Regions from separate parts of the Homo sapiens genome. Here region 2 is linked to region 1. Evidence: chromatin loops called from intact Hi-C (ENCODE). Cell type or tissue: testis. All regions are shown on one strand.

Region 1 (2,500 bases):
TTGAACTCCAATATAAAGTGAAGAAAAAGTTTGCTACAAATGTGAAAAACCACTAATGATACAACACAGTATCTTCTGGAAACTGTGAACAGATTAATTAGAAGATGTAACCTACAGGAAAATCTCCTGTTTACTTGATTAAATCATAAAATTCACAGACTCATGTAATACAGCCAGAGAGGTGGCTTCCTAGCGCAAAGTAGTCATTCAATAAATGTTTATCGGCTTTTCAATGAATATCTAGTCCAGCATTTCTACATTAATAGCTATCACATAAAACTGAATCTCCAGGCAAATACATTTGGGAAACACTGAATTAAATAAAGTTAAGCAGGCTTTTTACTCTAGGACCTCTCAAACCTTTAATAAGCTCAGGTGATTTGGAATTACCATGGGAGAGTGGGTGAAAAGGGGCAGATATTACGCTATATTTCCGAAACCCATCTGATCCCCAAATTCCATTTTTCTCAAGATTTCTGTTTTAAGAGACACATTTTGGAACACGTTGACCAGGTTCAACTCCTTCATTTTAGAAACTGGACAATGCAAATCCCAAGAAGTCAACTGACTTGGCCAAGCACTCAATTTGCTAACAGCAAAGCAAGAATTCTGCCCCACCCCCTCAAGCTGTAACCTCCCCTCCCACCCCCTTCCCCACCACCCAATATATCTTGATTCCTAGCCCAATAGCCCAGGACTTTTCTCCTCAGAGCACTTTTGTTGCTCTCCTGCTAATAGATTTATTTTTACTACAAGTTTAGCCTAAAGGAAATACACTTTTAAAGCCAACAGTGGAGGTAATGCAGCATTACCTGGTGATGTGCCATGAGAATTCTAGCACTGTGTGGTCTCTTTTGAGTATGGATGATCAGTTACCTTTGTGAAGGTGAGCAGGGGCAAGTAGAATTCATGCTTCCATAGCACCCTTCAGTACATTTCCCTATTTTTAACTATTACGGTTTCCCCCTACACTGTTCATTTTAAGAGGTCAAGGAATTAGCTCTACAGTCTATCACATGGTATGTTCATGTTCGTGAACATCCATGGAATGAATGAATGACCAAATGAACCAACCAACAAGCTGTGTCTTGCTTTTAAAGGACTTCTCAGCTCTTTGAAGGAAAGAATGACTAAACCTCAACACCAGAAGATGGAAGAGAAAATGATTTCTGTTTCCAAAGAAGATCCAGGCTGAGATAAAGGGGCTGGGCAGAGGAGACCAGGCCGGATGACCCCAAGCCAACTCACAGGAGGGTATTTACTTTGGCGGTTTCCCAAAAAGAGTAACCAAAATAGAAACAATGTGGTCAGTTAGATAAACGTTTGCAAATTGCTTTGTTTCTTATATTGTCCATACTTTTTAAATCTAGAATTTAGTTGGGAGGGGAGACATAATTGGGATATGTATCTAAAGTCGACAGTAAGTAATTCTTTGGTAAATTACCTTGTTGGGAACGATTACTCTTGGAAGAAACGCTGAGTGCACAATTCAGATCACGCCCTCTAGTGGTGAAAGCTCACATTGGAGCGTGGCCTATGGAAACTCCTGGATGGCCAGTGTCTCTTCTTAGTCTCAGATTGTGCCAATATTAATTTTATTTCAGATTTTTTACTGGAGGAGGAAATTCCTTTTAACATTAATAACTTGCACAACGCCTTCATATATAAATTCTTCTGGCAAGAAATGCGTGGGTCAAATCTGAAGACCTCTTCTGTTTGGGCTCTGGATGTGTCAAGCCAAAAATTCTTGAAAAATAAAGGTGGTTAAAAGCAGTTAGGCCAGATGCAGTGGCTCAGGACCATCATCCCAGCACTTTGGGAGGCTGTGGTGGAAAGATCACTTGAGCCCAGGAGTTCAGCACCAGCCTGCGCAACAGAGCAAAACCCTGTCTCTATCAAAAAAAAAAAAAAAATTAATTACCCTGGTGTGGTAGCTTGTTCCTGCAGTCCCAGCTACTCAGGAGGCTGAGGCAGAAAGATTGCTTGAGCCCAGGAGTTTCAGGATGCAGTGAGCTATGATCACACCATTGCACTCCAGTCTGGGCTGCAAAGCAGAAGACCCTGTATCAAAAAAAAAAAAAAAAAAAAGCATTTAAGAAATGTGTGCATCCTCCTACTAATCTCAATTAAGTGATCATTTTCTAAGGGTAAGTGCATTTTTTTCCTTTCTTTTTAAGAATCAAGATAACATGAAGGGAACAGAGACACACACAAACTCACGAACTCAACCCAGGTATGTGTTTCTGGGATCCAGAGAGGGGGCGGTTCCAAGAGAAGGAATGTGGCAGGACCTCCTGATGAAAAAACCCATCTGGGACTTGAGAAATCTGGATTCAATCCTTGGCTCCATTGCGAGCTCACCGCATAATTAAGGGGGCAGATCAGCTAATCTCTCTGTCCTTCACTTTGTCCTCTTTAAAATGATAGTATCTGGCCTCTCCCCTCTTCTTAGGAATGCCATGTCAGCAGATGCTGGGACTGGAACGTGGGGCCGCAGAGG
Region 2 (2,500 bases), 170 kb after region 1:
TATTAGAATTTCCTATGAGTGATATAACACAGCACAGGAAACAGGCAGGTGGACTGTACCAGAAAGTGGTGTCGTATAGTATTGCAAGGATATATTTGCACTGGAGCTGGGAAATTAATTTGAATTTAAACAAGAAATAACCAGCCCTTAGACCACAAGCCTTCATGAACCAGGATTCTGAGCTGCTCAGGCTTAGAAAACACACAGCTCTCCTGGGAGTTGAGTTTTGAAGGGGGTTCACGCACAGAATCTAGTTATCTTTTTTTTTTTTTCAGGGTGAGGTGACACACAATAAAATGTTAACACAGAGAATGCTTGGGAATTTATAAACTTTGGTGAGGAAGAGAGGTAGAAACATGGTTTCTCTAAGGAGCAGTCATGCTTGACATTTTCAGAGGAAACTGGCATACACATTGATGCTAATGTTGGGGGAAACAGTTGTGTGTGATTTATAGATGATGAAAAACATTTGACAAGAATCTTTTGCAAAGGCTATCCTTTTTAAGGAGTCATGGCTGTAAGGAATGTTCTCTCAGGCATAGAGAACGGGTTTACAGATAAGAAAGAACACTCATAAACAGCAACTGCCCTGTGGAAGAACTGTAACCCCAGGGCCTTCTAACTGCTGGGCCTACCATCAATTTTTCGCTTCTTTTAAAAACTTAGCGATTGCATGTTCACTATTTAGGAACACAAACTAGCAAAAAAAAAAAAAAAAAAGGAAAATTTCCTGAAAACCTGCCACCAATCTTAGCTTTTTCACAAACGATCTTTGTATAAGAAGAAAGATGTAGAAAAATCTTCTGGTTTGGACCGGGGGTGGTGGCTCACGCCTGTAATCGCAGCACTTCGGGAGGCTGAGGTGGGCGGATCACGAGGTCAGGAAATCAAGAACATCCTGGCTAACGCGGTGAAACCCTGTCTCTACTAAAAATACAAAAAAAAAACTAGCTGGGCGTGGTGGCAGACGCCTGTAGTCTCAGCTACTCGTGGGGCTGAGGCAGGAGAATGGCGTGAACCCGGGAGGCGGAGCTTGCAGTGAGCTGAGATCGCGCCACTGCACTCCAGCCTGGGCGACAGTGCGAGACTCCGTCTCAAAAAGAAAAGTCTTCTGGCTTGGACACCGTACTAAGTTCCTACAACGATGCCAAGCTTATGGCCTGCACACAGAGGGGGAGTCTTCTAAGACTAGCTTTGAGGGAGCCTCAAAAGCCATTTTGCTCTATCATAGCACCTGACATCTTCATCATTACTGATACATTTATACTAGGGAAATATTAGGACTCAGTGAGTCTCTTTAGGAAAAGCCAGCATCTTATTGGCCATTACACACCTTAGCAGCGGTTACATTGCTATACTAAGGCCAACACCTTGGAAAGCAGAGCATAAGGCTCTGGAGAAAAGGGAAGTAACACGGTGCTTTGCAAATTGCAAAGACCTGTACAAAGGGAATGTTGTTATTATTGGTCCAAAGCAATGGGATTCTGGGTAAAACTGTGATAGAGGCTCTGCACCAAAGACATCAGACTCATAGGTCAGCAATGCCAATAAAACTCGGATATCAGTACGAAAACTGTGGGTCACCAAACAGAGACAATTGTCTAAACAACATGTGCAGTCACGAGACATGCAGGCCTGGTATCCCTGCCAAGAGGGTGAGAGTTGTATGGAAAACTTCCTCTGCACTCTGGAATTGTGCCCTGTGGCTGTGACTGCCTGGCTTTTACAGACTTCATGGTAACTGCAATTAAAAATGCAACAAACCCTCATACATGACAGGTGGGATTGTAAAGTTATATAGTCACTTTGAAAGACAATTTGACAGTTCCTCAAAAGGTTAAACATCAAGGTACGTTATCACCCAGCAATTCCATGCCTGCAATGTACCTAAGAGTATTGAAAACATATGTTCAAACAAAAACTTGTACACAAATGATCACAGCGGCATTCTTCATAATAGCTAAGATGTGGAAACAACACAAATATCCATCAATTGATGGATGAAGAAACAAAATTTATATTTTGTTTGTGTTCTATTTATACAATGGAATACTATTCAGCCTTAAAAAATAATGAAGAGCTGATCCATGCTACAATATAGATGAACCTTGAAAACATTATGCTAAGTGAAAGAAGTCAGACATAAAATGCCACATATGATTCCATTTATATGAAATGTCCATAATAGGCAAATTCATAGAGATAGAAAGTAGATTAGTGGTGGCCAGGAGCTGGGGGATTTGGGTGGGGAGAATGAGAAGCTACAGTGGGTATGGGATTTCTCTTTGGGGTAATGAAAATGTTCTGAAATTAAACAGTGGTGATTGTTACACAACTCTGTGAACGTATTCAAAGCCCATGTATTCTACACTTTAAAAGAGTGAATAATATGGTATGTAAATTATGTTAATAAAGGTTTTTTATTGTTGTTGAGATGGAGTCTTGCTGTCACCAGCCTGGAGTGCAGTGGCATGATCTCAGCTCACTGCAACCTCTGCCT

What was found. Peaks named below come from ENCODE experiments on the same cell type or tissue, not always from the same donor. Only the 100,000 strongest peaks of a DNase experiment are listed, where the experiment ranks them.
Region 2: a loop joins it to region 1, with 5 times the contacts of the local background. A loop is called at or near these places in 23 of 110 quality-filtered maps.

Annotation. Positions count from the first base shown.
Region 1 is chr15:57,731,723-57,734,222 of GRCh38, reverse strand. LOC105370834 (a long non-coding RNA gene) reads right to left here and starts at 1,812. Exons shown (of 6, transcript XR_001751554.3): 1 at 1,445-1,812. In testis, a CTCF peak has its summit at 1,497 (motif pointing left); a DNase peak (open chromatin) is centred at 1,522.
Region 2 is chr15:57,566,136-57,568,635 of GRCh38, reverse strand. No RefSeq gene overlaps it. Among named protein-coding and RNA genes, the nearest start is that of GCOM1, 25 kb to the left of the region's middle. In testis, no CTCF peak of the experiment used is centred here; no DNase peak of the experiment used is centred here; H3K4me3 peaks cover 680 bases; H3K27ac peaks cover 967 bases.